Linked DNA regions of Homo sapiens: region 2 is linked to region 1. Evidence: read pairs that join two places in POLR2A ChIA-PET (ENCODE). Cell type or tissue: MCF 10A. All regions are shown on one strand. Region 1 has its middle 82 kb from the start of XDH. Region 2 has its middle 16 kb from the start of XDH.

Evidence for each region. Peaks named below come from ENCODE experiments on the same cell type or tissue, not always from the same donor. Only the 100,000 strongest peaks of a DNase experiment are listed, where the experiment ranks them.
Region 2: POLR2A ChIA-PET joins it to region 1 with 5 read pairs; 2 of 35 experiments call an interaction of 5 or more read pairs at or near these places.

Annotation. Positions count from the first base shown.
Region 1 is chr2:31,492,800-31,500,799 of GRCh38, reverse strand. No RefSeq gene overlaps it. Among named protein-coding and RNA genes, the nearest start is that of XDH, 82 kb to the right of the region's middle. RefSeq lists enhancers at 3,486-4,101, 4,102-4,718. In MCF 10A, no CTCF peak of the experiment used is centred here; no DNase peak of the experiment used is centred here.
Region 2 is chr2:31,427,090-31,435,089 of GRCh38, reverse strand. No RefSeq gene overlaps it. Among named protein-coding and RNA genes, the nearest start is that of XDH, 16 kb to the right of the region's middle. RefSeq lists an enhancer at 4,255-5,454. In MCF 10A, no CTCF peak of the experiment used is centred here; DNase peaks (open chromatin) are centred at 4,769, 5,109 and 6,939.

The DNA.
Region 1 (8,000 bases):
TTTGTATCCTCTTTTATTTCATTGAGCAGTGGTTTGTAGTTCTCCTTGAAGAGGTCCTTCACGTCCCTTGTAAGTTGGATTCCTAGGTATTTTATTCTCTTTGAAGCAATTGTGAATGGGAGTTCACTCATGATTTGGCTCTCTGTTTGTCTGTTATTGGTGTATAAGAATGCTTGTGATTTTTGTACATTGATTTTGTATCCTGAGACTTTGCTGAAGTTGCTTATCAGCTTAAGGGGATTTTGGGCTGAGACAATGGGGTTTTCTAGATATACAATCATGTCATCTGCAAACAGGGACAATTTGACTTCCTCTTTTCCTAATTGAATACCCTTTATTTCCTTCTCCTGCCTGATTGCCCTGGCCAGAACTTCCAACACTATGTTGAATAGGAGTGGTGAGAGAGGGCATCCCTGTCTTGTGCCAGTTTTCAAAGGGAATGCTTCCAGTTTTTGCCCATTCAGTATGATATTGGCTGTGGGTTTGTCATAGATAGCTCTTATTATTTTGAGATACGTCCCATCAATACCTAATTTATTGAGAGTTTTTAGCATGAAGGGTTGTTGAATTTTGTCAAAGGCCTTTTCTGCATCTATTGAGATAATCATGTGGTTTTTGTCTTTGGTTCTGTTTATATGCTGGATTACATTTATTGATATGCATATATTGAATCAGCCTTGCATCCCAGGGATGAAGCCCACTTGATCGTGGTGGATAAGCTTTTTGATGTGCTGCTGGATTTGGTTTGCTAGTATTTTATTGAGGATTTTTGCATCAATGTTCATCAAGGATATTGGTCTAAAATTCTCTTTTTTTGTTGTGTCTCTGCCCGGCTTTGGTATCAGGATGATGCTGGCCTCATAAAATGAGTTAGGGAGGATTCCCTCTTTTTCTATTCATTGGAATAGTTTCAGAAGGAATGGTACCAGTTCCTCCTTGTACCTCTGGTAGAATTCGGCTGTGAATCCATCTAGTCCTGAACTCTTTTTGGTTGGTAAGCTGTTGATTATTGGCACAATTTCAGCTCCTGTTATTGGTCTATTCAGAGATTCAACTTCTTTCTGGTTTAGTCTTGGGAGAGTGTATGTGTCGAGGAATTTATCCATTTCTTCTAGATTTTCTAGTTTATTTGCGGAGAGGTGTTTGTAGTATTCTCTGATGGTAGTTTGTATTTCTGTGGGATCGGTGGTGATATCCCCTTTATCATTTTTTATTGCGTTTATTTGATTCTTCTCTCTTTTCTTCTTTATTAGTCTTGCTAGCGGTCTATCAGTTTTGTTGATCCTTTCAAAAAACAGCTCCTGGATTCATTGATTTTTTGAAGAGTTTTTTGTGTCTCTATCTCCTTCAGTTCTGCTCTGATTTTAGTTATTTCTTGCCTTCTGCTAGCTTTTGAATGTGTTTGCTCTTGCTTTTCTAGTTCTTTTAATTGTGATGTTAGGGTGTCAATTTTGGATCTTTCCTGCTTTCTCTTGTGGGCATTTAGTGCTATAAATTTCCCTCTACACACTGCTTTGCATGTGTCCCAGAGATGCTGGTATGTTGTGTCTTTGTTCTCGTTGGTTTCAAAGAACATCTTTATTTCTGCCTTCATTTCGTTATGTACCCAGTAGTCATTCAGGAGCAGGTTGTTCAGTTTCCATGTAGTTGAGTGGTTTTGAGTGAGTTTCTTAATCCTGAGTTCTAGTTTGATTGCACTGTGGTCTGAGAGATAGTTTGTTATAATTTCTGTTCTTTTACATTTGCTGAGGAGAGCTTTACTTCCAACTATGTGGTCAATTTTGGAATAGGTGTGGTGCTGAAAAAAATGTATATTCTGTTGATTTGGGGGGAGAGTTCTGTAGATGTCTATTAGGTCCGCTTAGTGCAGAGCTGAGTTCAATTCCTGGGTATCCTTGTTAACTTTCTGTCTCGTCAATCTGTCTAATGTTGACAGTGGGGTGTTAAAGTCTGCCATTATTATTGTGTGGGAGTCTAAGTCTCTTTGTAGGTCACTCAGGACTTGCTTTATGAATCTGGGTGCTCCTGTATTGGGTGCATATATATTTAGGATAGTTAGCTCTTCTTGCTGAATTGATCCCTTTACCATTATGTAATGGCCTTCTTTGTCTCTTTTGATCTTTGTTGGTTTAAAGTCTGTTTTGTCAGAGACTAGGATTGCAACCCCTGCCTTTTTTTGTTTTCCATTTGCTTGGTAGATCTTCCTCCATCCTTTCATTTTGAGCCTGTGTGTGTCTCTGCATGTGAGATTGGTTTCCTGAATATAGCACACTGATGGGTCTTGAGTCCTTATCCAATTTGCCAGTCTGTGTCTTTTAATTGGGGCATTTAGCACATTTACATTTAAAGTTAATATTGTTATGTTTGAATTTGATCCTGTCATGATGATGTTAGCTGGTTATTTTGCTCGTTAGTTGATGCAGTTTCTTCTTAGTCTCGATGGTCTTTACATTTTGGCATGATTTTGCAGCGGCTGGTACCGGTTGTTCCTTTCCATGTTTAGTGCTTCCTTCAGGAGCTCTTTTAGGGCAGGCCTGGTGGTGACAAAATCTCTCAGCATTTGCTTGTCTGTAAAGTATTTTATTTCTCCTTCACTTATGAAGCTTAGTTTGGCTGGATATGAAATTCTGGGTTGAAAATTCTTTTCTTTAAGAATGTTGAATATTGGTCCCCACTCTCTTCTGGCTTGTAGAGTTTCTGCCAAGAGATCTGCTGTTATTCTGATGGGCTTCCCTTTGTGGGTAAGCCGACCTTTCTCTCTGGCTGCCCTCAACATTTTTTCCTTCATTTCAACTTTGGTGAATCTGACAATTATGTGTCTTGGAGTTGCTCTTCTCGAGGAGTATCTTTGTGGCATTCTCTGTATTTCCTGAATCTGAATGTTGGCCTGCCTTGCTAGGTTGGGGAAGTTCTCCTGGATAACATCCTGCAGAGTGTTTTCCAACTTGGTTCCATTCTCCCTGTCACTTTCAGGTACATCAATCGGAGGTAGATTTGGTCTTTTCACATAGTCCCATATTTCTTGGAGGCTTTGTTCATTTCTTTTTATTCTTTTTTCTCTAAACTTCCCTTCTTGCTTCATTTCATTCATTTCATCTTCCATTACTGATACCCTTTCTTCCAGTTGATCGCATCGGCTCCTGAGGCTTCTGCATTCTTCATGTAGTTCTCGAGCCTTGGCTTTCAGCTCCATCAGCTCCTTTAAGCACTTCTCTATATTGGTTATTCTAGTTATACATTTGTCTAAATTTTTTTCCAAGTTTTCAACTTCTTGGCCTTTGGTTTCAATTTCCTCCTGTAGCTTGGAGTAGTTTGATCGTCTGAAACCTTCTTCTCTCAACTCGTCAAAGTCATTCTCCGTCCAGCTTTGTTCCATTGCTGGTGAGGAACTGCGTTCCTTTGGAGGAGGAGAGGTGCTCTGCTTTTTAGAGTTTCCAGTTTTTCTGCTCTGTTTTTTCCTCATTTTTGTGGTTTTATCTACTTTTGGTCTTTGATGATGGTGATGTACAGATGGGTTTTTGGTGTGGATGTCCTTTCTGTTTGTTAGTTTTCCTTCTAACAGACAGGACCCTCAGCTGCAGGTCTGTTGGAGTTTGCTAGAGGTCCACTCCAGGCCCTGTTTGCCTGGGTATCAGCAGCGTGTCTGCAGAACAGTGGATTTTCGTGAACTGCGAATGCTGCTGTCTGATCGTTCCTCTGGAAGTTTTGTCTCAGAGGAGGACCTGGCCGTGTGAGGTGTCAGTCTGCCCCTACCGGGGGGTGCCTCCCAGTTAGGCTGCTCGGGGGTCAGGGGTCAGGGACCCACTTGAGGAGGCAGTCTGCCCCTTCTCAGATCTCCAGCTGCATGCTGGGAGAACCACTGCTCTCTTCAAAGCTGTCAGACAGGGACATTTAAGTCTGCAGAGGTTACTGCTGTCTTTTTGTTTGTCTGTGCCCTGCCCCTAGAGGTGGAGCCTATGGAGGCAGGCAGGCCTCCTTGAGCTGTGGTGGGCTCCACCCAGTTCCAGCTTCCCAGCTGCTTTGATTACCTAAGCAAGCCTGGGCAATGGCGGGTGCCCCTCCCCCAGCCTCGCTGCGCCTTGCAGTTTGATCTCAGACTGCTGTGCTAGCAATCAGCGAGACTCCGTGGGCGTAGGACCCTCCGAGCCAGGTGCCGGGTATAATCTCCTGGTGCGCCATTTCCTAAGCCCGTCGGAAAAGCACAGTATGCGGGTGGGAGTGACGCGACTTTCCAGGTGCTGTCTGTCACCCCTTGCCTCGCCCTGCTTCGGCTCGCACACGGTGCGCTCCACCCACTGTCTTGCGCCCACTGTCTGGCACTCCCTAGTGAGATGAACCCGGTACCTCAGATGGAAATGCAGAAATCACCTGTCTTTTGCGTCGCTCATGCTGGGAGCTGTAGACCGGAGCTGTTCCTATTCAGCCATCTTGGCTCCTCCAGGTATGTCTTTATCAGCAATGTGAAAACAGACTAATAAATCAGATATAGAATATTTTCATCACTCTCTTACCCCTTACCAGTCAGTAATGACCCCATACTCATCTCAACTTCAATCAATCATTGATGTTTTTGTCACTCTTGATTAGTTTGTCTTTTCTGAAATTTCATATGAATAGGATTATGCAATATAAACTTTATTTTTCACTTAGGAAATAGCATAATGTTTTTGAGTTATGGCTATGCTGTTTTGTGTATTAATAGAGTTTTTTTACATGAGTAGTATTTCAATGACAAATTAGGATACCACAATCTGTTGTTCATTCACTTGTTGATGGGTGTTTGAATTGTTTCCACATTTTGTCTGCTACAAATAAAGTTGCTACTGATATTTATGTAGAAACCCTGTGTAAACACAGAAAAGAGGAAATAATTAAGTAATGAATTATGAAAATAAACAAAACTTAGACTTAACAATACTAAAAATCAGTTATTTGAAGAGACAAACTAGACAAACCTCAAGCAAGACTGACCATGGGGGAAGTAAAAAAATACGTATATATATATTTTTTTTATTATTTATACTTTAAGTTCCAGGGTACTTGTGCACAACTTGCAGGTTTGTTACATAGGTATACATGTGCCATGTTGGTTTGCTACACCCATCAACTCGTCATTTACATTAGCTATTTCTCCTAATGCTATCCCTCCCCCTGCTCCCCACCCCGACAGGCCCCAGGGTGTGATGTTCCCTGTCCTGTGTCCATGTGTTCTTATTGTTTAACTCCAACCTATGAGTGAGAACATGCGGTGTTTGGGTTTCTGTTCTTGTGTTAGTTTGCTGAGAATGATGGTTTCCAGCTTCATCCATGTGTCTGCAAAGGACATGAACTCATCCTTTTTTATGGCTGCATAGTATTCCATGGTGTATATGTGCCACATTGTCTTAATCCAGTCTATCATTGATGGACATTTGGATTGGTTCCAAGACTTTGCTATTGTGGATAGTGCCACAATAAACATACGTGTGCATGTGTCTTTATAGTAGCATGATTTATAATCCTTTGGGTATATACCCAGTAATGGGATTGCTGGGTCAAATGGTATTTCTATTTCTAGATCCTTGAGGAATTGCCACACTGTCTTCCACAATGGTTGAACTAATTTCCACTCCCACCAACAGTGTAAAAGCATTCTTATTACTCCACATCCTCTCCAGCACCTGTCGTTTCCTGACTTTTTAATGATCGCCATTCTAACTGGTGTGAGATGGTATCTCATTGTGGTTTTGATTTACATTTCTCTGGTGGCCAGTGATGGTGAGCATTTTTTCATGTGTCTGTTGGCTGCATAAATGTCTTCTTTTGAGAAGTGTCTGTTCATATCCTTTGCCCACTTTTTGATGGGGTTGTTTGATTTTTTCTTGTAAATTTGTTTAAGTTCTTTGTAGATTCTGGATATTAGCCCTTTGTCAGATGGGTAGATTGCAACAATTTTCTCCCATTCTGTACGTTGCCTGTTCACTCTGATGATAGTTTCTTTTGCTGTGTAGAAGCTCTTTAGTTTAATTAGATCCCCTTTGTCTATTTTAGCTTTTGTTGCCATTGCTTTTGGTGTTTTAGTCATGAAGCCTTTGCCCATGCCTATGTCCTGAATGATATTGCCTAGGTTTTCTTCTAGGGTTTTTATGGTCTTAGGTCTTACATTTAAGTCTTTAACCAATCTTGAGTTAACTTTTGTATATGGTGTAAGGAAGGGATGCAGTTTCAGCTTTCTCATATTGCTAGCCAGTTTCCCAGCACCATTTATTAAATAGGGAATCCTTTCCACATTGCTAGCCAGTTTCCCAGCACCATTTGTTAAATAGGGGAATCCTTTCCCCATTTCTTGTTTTTGTCAGGTTTGTCAAAGATCAGATGGTTGTAGATGTGTGGTATTATTTCTGAGGTCTCTGTTCTGTTCCGTTGGTCTATATCTCTGTTTTGGTACCAGTACCATGCTGTTTTGGTTATTGTAGTCTTGTAGTACAGTTTGAAGTCACATAGCGTGATGCCTCCAGCTTTGTTCTTTTTGCTTAGGGTTGTCTTGGCTACACAGGCTGTTTTTTGGTTCCATATGAACTTTAAAGTAGTTTTTTCCAAATCTGTGAAGGAAGTCAGTGGCAGCTTGATACAGAGAGCATTGAATCTATAACTTACCTTGGGCAGTATGGCCATTTTCATGATATTGATTCTTCCTACCCATGAACATGGAATGTTCTTTCATTTGTTTGTGTCCTCTATTATTTCGTTGAGCAGTGGTTTGTAGTTCTCCTTGAAGAGGTCCTTCACATCCCTTGTAAGTTGGATTCCTAGGTATTTTATTCTCTTGGAAGCAATTGTGAATGGGAGTTCACTCATGATTTGGCTCTCTGTTTGTCTGTTATTGGTGTATAGGAATGCTTGTGATTTTTGCAAGTTGATTTTGTATCTTGAGACTTTGCTGAAGTTGCTTATTAGCTTAAGGAGATTTTGGGCTGAGATGATGGGGTTTTCTAAATATACAATCATGTCATCTGCAAACAGAGACTATTTGATTTCCTCTTTTCCTAAGTGAATACCCTTTATTTCTTTCTCTTGTCTGATTGCCCTGGCCTGAACCTCCAACACTATGTGGAATAGGAGTGGTGAGAGAGGGCATCCTTTTCTTGTTTGAGATACGTTCCAACAATACCTAGTTTATTAAGAGTTTTTGGCATGAAGCGCTGTTGAATTTTGTCAAAGGCCTTTTCTGCATCTGTTGAGATAATCATGTGGTTTTTGTCATTGGTTCTGTTTATGTGATGGATTATGTTTATTGATTTGCATATGTTGAACCAGCCTTGCATCCCAGGGATGAAGCTGACTTGATTGTGGTGGATAAGCTGTTTGATATGCTTCTGGATTCGGTTTGCCAGTATTATATTGAGGATTTTTGCATCGATATTCATCAGGGATATTGGCCTAAAATTCTCTTTTTTGTGTGTGTGTCTCTGCCAGGCTTTGGTATCAGGATGATGCCAGCCTCATAAAATGAGTCAGGGAGGATTCCCTGTTTTTCTATTGGTTGGAATAGTTTCTGAAGGAATGGTACCAGCTCCTCTTTGTACCTCTGGTAGAATTTGGCTGTGAATCCGTCTGGTCCTAGACTTTTTTTGGTTGGTAGGCTCTTAATTATTGCCTCAATTTCAGAACCTGTTATTGGTCTATTAGGAGATTCAACTTCTTCCTGGTTTAGTCTTGGGAGGGAGTATGCGTCCAGGAATTTATTGATTTCTTCTAGATTTTCTAGTTTATTTGCATAGAGTTGTTTATAGTATTCTCTGATAGTAGTTTTATTTCTGTGGGATTGGTGGTGATATCCCCTTTATCATTTTTTATTGCATCTATTTGATTCTTCTCTCTTCTCTTCTTTATTAGTCTTGTTAGTGATCTATCTATTTTGTTGATCTTTTAGAAAAAACAGCTCCTGGATTCATTGATTTATTATTATTATTATACTTTAAGTTCTAGAGTACATGTACACAATGTGCAGGTTTGTTATG
Region 2 (8,000 bases), 66 kb after region 1:
CTTCATTACTGTTTCTGGGAAGAGATTTCATTTCCTCTGCAAAGTCAGACTCCCCATTTGTGCTCTGATCCCTCCCCCTTTTTGCCATATCAGCCGGTTTTGTTCCATCGTTAACATTTCCATCTTTACTCTCTATTGGATTTATCCAATAATTATTCAGACATTTGTACATTACCATCTTTATCCTAATCATCCCCAGCTATTGCCCCCATGCTCTGTCTCCCTTAACTGCACTTCTTGCAAGAGTTGTCTGCAGTCTCATCCTCACCTCTCATTTAATCCTCACTGTATTCAGTTTTGGTTTCTGCCTCTTCCATTTCATAGAAATGGATTTTGCGAAGGGCACTTTGTGCTGCCAAAGCCAGTGTCCTCATCGCACTGGACTTTTCTGCGGTAGTCTAGGCTGTTAAACACTTCTTTCCGGAAACATGCTTCATCTCTTGGCTTCCTTAACACCAGACCCCCAAGTTTTCTCCCAGCTTTCTGGTCTTCTCAGACTCTTTTGCCAGCAGCCCTTTCTCCCCACTACCCCAACTGAACTCTAATATTTGAGTTATTTAGGGAGCAAGCAGTCCACAATCCTCTTCTCTTCTTGCTTTAAATTTGCATTCCGCCCATTCCCATGACTTTGGATTTTACTATATACTGTGATCCTTAAACAAACATTTGTAGCCTGGACCTTTATTCCAGGCCCCAGACTCTCACTTTCAACAACTTACTCTACATTTCTATCTCAGAGGGCTCACAGAAATCTCACAATGAACATGTCCCAAGAAAAAATTTGATTCCCTTATTCCCACCCCTTCATCATTCTTTCTCTTCTGGGTGAATTGGACTTAGGAAGAACCAACTCCATCTTTCTTGCTACCTTTTTCTGACTCATTGCTCCTCCCAACATATTCTAATTCATCACAAATTGCTATCAGTTCTGCCCCTAAAACATGTCTTAAAATTATTATGCACATGTCCATGTCCATCTCCGCAGGTCCAACCCAAGTCACATCATCTTTTGCCTGACTGTTGCCTGAATAACTCCTGCCTCTCTTCAATCCACTCTCCATGTGGTAGCCAGGTAATTAAACAAATGGATATAGGACAATGTCTCATGCTCACACACAAACTCCCCCAGCCACTGAATACTATCAACGTCTTATGTCATGTAAAACACAATCTAAAACTCTTAACATGATCTCAGGCATGCTTTAGCTTTCCTCACCAACTTCCCCTTGAATTGCTTTTCTACTCACTCGCTACAGTAATTTCCCTCCTCTCATTGGTCCCTCAGGTATACCAAACTCTTGTCATCTCAGCGAGTCTGTACAACCTGTTCGCTCTGCCTGGAACATTCTTTCCACCACTTTTTGCCTGGCTAACTCTGAGTCAACTCTCAATTCCAACAATACTTCCTCAAAGTGGCCTTATTCTGTCTCTGAAAGAGTTCTGAGAGGCCAGTCTTTCCTACTGTAACCTGTAGGCCAGTTTGTATTAATAAATATATATTTATTTGTGTGTTGATTACAATAAATATATATTTATTTAATGCTAGCTTTCTCTAGAGATATTTGATCTCCACAAGGCCTGTTTTGTTTACCATTGTATATCAGTGGGTGCACTTCCTGGCCTCTAGTAGATGCTCATAATTATTTGTTGAATGAATATGAGGTACATAATGATAAGTTCTCCAACCTCAGGCCTGGATCAATTGTCTGTTTTTCTGTGTAACTGTCCCAAATCCCCTCCAGGCAGGGTGTATGGTTTACTCTGACGAAGTTCTATTCGATAGCCCTCTGTGTTTACATTTACAGTGCTAGTAATGGTAGATGTCACTAATATTCACAAATATCCCATGCCCCTCCACTTTGAGTTATAGATAGGATTATACTTTCTTGCTGTGTTAGATTAAGTTTTGCCCCCAGTATCTGCTGCCTCTGTGTGATAAGATTATTCTACTTCCCTACCTTTGCCATCAGTCTTGGCCACATGAGAGGTGGTGCCCCTCCACATAGGAGGATTATGCTTCTCTGGTATCAGATATTGACCATGAAACTCATTTTGGTCCACAAGTAGAAGTGAAGAATGCCACTCCTGAGCAGAAGCATTAGAGCTATTACATCAGCCCACAGACTTTCTTTTCTATCTATAATGAGAGTGACATTGTCTCACATAGAGGCTGCTCCTTCAGCCTGGAGCCCAGGGTATTAGATGACCACAGGATGTATGAGAGAGAAAAAAAAAATCACTATTTCTATAAATGCTTGAGACTTGGGTGATCATTCCCACAGTTTAACACAATCTAAGCTGACTGATGGACATACCTCCTTAAAGTTATCTGCAACTGGTTCTGCCAACAAAATATGAGAAGTCATATGTATCACTTCCAGGCAGGTTTAGTTTGGTTGAATCTCTCCAGGCTTGAGAAGTCAGGGCCTCTGGGCCCAAATGCAGTAAGACAGTAAAGAATCAGGAACAAAACATTAAGCATATTAGATATGTATGTCTTAGTAAAGAGAGAGAATGAGAATACAGTTATACTTTGATCCTCTAACCCAAATCCATACTGCTGGCCTTTGGGCCACTAAGCATTTTTATTGGATAGGACCTGATCTCCTGATCTGTAAGGGTCCTGAATCCCTGGATATCTTTTTTTTTTTTTTTTTTTTTTTTTGAGATGGAGTCTTGCTCTGTCGCCCAGGCTGGAGTGCAGTGGCGCAATCTCGGCTCACTGCAAGCTCTGCTTCCTGGGTTCATGCCATTCTCCTGCCTCAGCCTCCCGAGAAGCTGGGACTACAGGCACCCGCCACCACGCCCAGCTAATTTTTTTGTATTTTTAGTAGAGACTGGGTTTTATTGTGTTAGCCAGGATGGTCTCCATCTCCTGACCTTGTGATCCGCCCGTCTCGGCCTCCCAAAGTGCTGGATTCACAGGCATGAGCCACCGCACCCAGCCAGATCCCTGGATATCTGAGACCACTTAGTCCAATCTCTGAGACCACTTAGTCCACAAGTGATAGGAAGGAGTACTTACTTCCACAGTTTGGCCCAAGACAGGCCTCACAGGAGGAGTTCGTGCTCTCTCTCTCTCTCTCTGCCTGCTGGTGGTCATTGCTGTGTCTCAATGTGGGATTCAGAACCTTTTCCCTAGAAGGTGCTGAGAGAACATCATTACTTTATTGGTAGGTGCACACGGCCAGGAAGTCTTTGGGAGAGTGGCATAAAATACGTATAAAATACTGCCAAGCTCCAACTTCTGCTTTCAGAAACACTTCTTGATACTTGCTCTAATCCTGGCATTAACAAACATTGTCTTCTTACAACCACCAGGTAAGGAAACTATTACTGTCTCCATTAAATAATGGGGACATAGGGTCAGAGAGTATAAAGATCTTGCCAATGGATGCAGAGCTAGTGAGTTGTGAACCTGAGATCTACAAACATTTGAATTCTTGCTTCTTCTTCTTCTCCTCTGTCTCTCTATCCCTTCCATTCTGTATGTTACTGAAAATGCACAGACCACTACTAATCTCTAATATCTCCTTCTCTAAATCTCATCCCTAGGATCTTTTTCTTTGAAAGCTCTTCCTTCTGGTCTGGTATTGAAGGATATTTTTCAGTCTCCTGAAAATAGTTCCTTTGTGACAAAAATTAGTTCTTACAAGTGTAATGGAAGAGCTCTGAGAGGCAAGTTTTGGAGTCAAAACAGCAGAGCCTTCTTTCCCAATTCCTGTCGGTTACTCGGGCATAGGTTGTGCCAGCAAAAACAAGCTTCGGGCCCCCATAGGAAACCAGGGAGGCACAGGGCTCGGTTGGAGCTGCTGGCTCGAGACCTTCCTAGGTATCACCCAGTGTCTATCTGTGTACCACAGGTGCTGCAGAAGAGAAAAAGCCTGCTGCAGGCCCCTCTCCCCAGAACGTGTCCCAGAACTAATTGTAGGTGATGTCTCCTGAGTCAAAGAGCACACCATAATTAGGGGGACATGCTGGGGCTGCCACAGACATCCACATCTTAGACGGTGCCACCCACTGTGCCTGCTGGCTGCTGCCGTGTCTTTTCTCAAGCTGATCTACCGGCTCTTGATGGTGACTAATTGTCAGCTTGTGGTTCTGCTGGACATTTCAAGGCCTGTCATAGTTGGGCCTTGAGGAAGCTCCTGGTGGAATTTTGAATGGCACACCTGAGTTCTGTTAAGCTTTGTACAGAAGCAGTGTCTTCCCACCCTTTCCTTGCTGTTTCCTCTCTTTTCAGTGGGTGCTGACAGGAAAGGGATGGATCTCCAGGCCCTAATTGAGGGAGAAGGCGGGTTCTGTGCACGTGAAGATGAGTCTTTAATTTAGGTCAGACAAATGACTGATTTTTGCAGTTGATATCTGACTCTCACGCCTTATTCTTTAGCTCTGGAAAACTGGCCTTCACAGACACAAGTTGGTATTAATGTAGGTATTCCTTATCTGGTTCTACAAATGCTGATGCAGCGCCATGCTTCCAACACAATGTAAAAGTGAATCATAGCTGCCCCACTGCACGGCTAAGCAGTAAGGGACTTGAGTGTGAGACCTTTGCTTCCTGAAGGGGCAAAGAGGAAACCTAGGAAGAGCTTTGAGAGGGGAAAAGCAGCAAGCAGAGGGGCTTCTCCTTTCTCAGCGGGAAATGAGAGAGAGTGTCTCACTTTCCAGGGCTTTTGGTGGAGTTGGGGAAGACAAGTCCATGGTCTGGCCCATTCTCAGTGACTTCTTGCCAGCACTGACTCACCTGGCTTGTGTAGAATTAAGTTGGCATCATGCCACAGGAAACCACAAGGCCACAGAGGTGGGCAGGAGTGCCTGGCTCATCCTCCGTCTGCTAGAATTGGTTTTTTTGAACTACTTTCTGACTTCCTCCTTCATCTTCACCGAGACCGCTTTTCCCACCTGTCCCTTTCTCAGCCCTTCCTTATGGATTCATTTGTCCATTTCTGGACTGCTTCCTTCCTTTAGCAAGCATTCTTTCCAAATCCCTTCAGAAGTGTTCCTTGTGAGATAGTTTCCAGCAATCATTGCCCTCAGAGGTTGAAACCTTGAGTCACTCCCATGTGACCTCCCGTTTTCTGGAAAGTCCTAGTTCACTTAAGCCAGCATGTCCAATGATTGGGGTTTATTTAGGTGGAACTCACTTCCCTGTCCCTGGATTTTCATTGTTGATTGTTGTGGTTTTGTTTTTCACACATTGGGGATTTCCTTCCTGACTCTTCCTTCTTGGCCCCAATCCACTGCTGATTAAATCTCTGTGTGGATCCTCCACCAGGCCCTGCATCAGCTGCTCTGTCGTGAGACCCACCTGAGTGCTCAGGTCTGAACCTCAGGGATCTAGTGGAGTAGAAGGAGTGCTGATTCTAGAACTAACAAGTGGGCTTCAAGTGAAAGTTCTGCTGCTTCGTCACTCTCAGAAACTATTTCTTCAGGAGAAAATGAGACTTACAATATCACATATATGAAGCTGCCATGAATTGATGTATATAAATAAACAAGAAAACCATATTAAACCACAGTGCATGGTCATAACAATGGCGAAGAGGAAGAAAAAGGAGAAGAGTGATGAGGAGAATAAGCACAAGACGACTTTCTCTTCCGGGTGAGAGGGAAGCAACCTTAGGTAGACTGTTTGAGAAGAATCAGTGGCTTTTCTTTACTGAGCAGAAGTCATTGAGCAAGTATTTACTGACCACTACTACATGTTAATGTGGATTCAAAAACAAGTAAGATCTGGTTTCTGTGTGATATGCCATAATAGACATAGGTATAAAATAACAATGGACATGAATGAAAGACCAGTGAGTTTCCCTAGGTGTGGTTGTGTGGGGAGTCCAAGGTCATAGGCTTTTAAGAGCTGGTTGCATTTAAGCTGAGCTTTACATGATTTTATTAGGGGAAAGGGAGTTCTAGGCTGAGCAAATGACCTGGGCAAAAGCATTGAGGTGTAAAACTGGCAGTAAGTTCAGGGAGCAAAGAGTAGTCTATTGTGGCCAAAGATGGTTTGTGTGGGTGAGGTAGTGGGAAATGAGGCTGGAAGGTGGGCTGGGTCCACATGGGTCCAGATGGCACAAGCTTGTGTGCTGAGGCCAGGGCGGGTTGTGCTGGGCTCTGTGAATCCTCAGTGCCTTTGGAGTCCTTCTGTTTGCATTGCTTTGAGTTTTAGGAGGGATTTCCCCCTAAACTGTGCATCTTTGCAACTTCTCAACATCTTTCCGTCCTCCTTGATTGTATTTATTCAAGCTGTGGGAACAGTACCACTTTCCAGGCCCTCTCCCACATTTGCAGGGCTCAAGGCAAGGGTACAAATGGAAGCTCATCAGCTAGGTGTTTTCATTCTTAACAGTTGTAAACTAACTTTAAAAAATGTTAAATCAGAATTTCTATGCTCCTCACTTGACAAGTATACTTTCATAATAACCCTGAAGATCAGGTTATAATTGATCATTTTCAGACTCTCCAGAAAACTGGTTTCCCCTGTCCTCACCATACTGTCTCCCCTCCCTAACTTGACTTCTCATCCCTAGCTTTGCCCCATTCTGTGACAATCCTCTCTCAAGCACATGGGTGGATAATATGGTCCACATATCTAAGGTATGCCCACTGCCCCAGTCGTCACCCCAGGGCACCTAGAGATATACATCTTGGGAGCCAAGTGGTGGACATACCAGAAGCACAGGTCCCCTCTGCGGTGATAGGCCAAGGGAAATGGCCAGACTGGGCCTTGGGAGTGAGCTGGAGGTCACTGGGCAGGGGCCCTGATCCACGGGGAGTGCTGTAAACAGAAAGTGACATAGGCTCTGAATGGTCACATTCCGTAGGCGCAATGAACTTCTCACCCAGTGGGGAGAGGCATAGCCACAGGCATGCCAGAGTAGAGCCCTCTAAAGAGCAGACCCAGGGCAGAGCCACCTCTTGTCTGGGCCTCCAGGTGGGGCTGTGAGCCACTTCTGTCTTTGGTGAGTCCACTTTCAGAGTTACTGGGCTGAGTTGGTAGAAGCATCAGACTTTGTCAGCAGGAAGTGTTCTTATCACCTCCATTTCCCAGTGGATAGAGAATGCACTCTATCCCTTGGTGGACAAGAGTCTTAGGATGACAGTATATTTTGTCATGCTACAAGAATATCAAGAAAATTTCAGAGGCTTACGAAAAGGAGGATTACTCAAGGATATTCTATATTAGGAAATACTGGTTCAAACAGTTACATGAAAACGACAAGCACAGTCTGGGCATGGTGGTTTACGCCTATAAGCCCAGCACTTTGGGAGGCTGAGACATGTGGATCACTTGAGGCCAGGAGTTCAAGACCAGCCTAGCCAACATGGTGAAGGCCAGGCTCTACCAAAAATACAAAAATTAGCCAGGTGTAGTGATGCATGCCTGTAATCCCAGCTACTCGGGAGGCTGAGGTAGGATAAACGCTTGAACTCAGGAGGTAGAGGTTGCAGTGAGCCAAGATTGCACCACTGCACTTCAGCCTGGGCAACACAGCAAGACTCCATCTCAAAAAAAAAACAAATAAAAAACCACAAAATGGACTGCAGAACTTTCATAATCTGGTATTATACTCTTTTCCTTAGCATTCCAGCTATTCCAATGCTGGACAAGTGGGAATATCCTGTAGCATGGACCCAACTTGCTCAGAAATGGGTGAGGATCAGATGGTGTGAATAAAAAGGCCACCAGAAAGGAGGATGCAAACACACCACACATGCACACACACACACACACACACACACACACACACACACACACACACACACAGGTATTATGTCATAATATCCATAAATGTTAGAGCTGGAAGGGTCCTTGAAGTTTTATAGATGGGAAAGGGGCTTGCCAAAAGTGACAGAGAGAGGAGCAAATCCTTGGCTTTCACCTGAGTCTCTCTTTTCCTAGACTGGGACTCTTTCCATGGTTTCATCACAACCTCATGTTTGGTTCCAAAATTCTCTAGACCAGTTAAATGGGGCCTCTGTCTGTTTATAACAAAGGC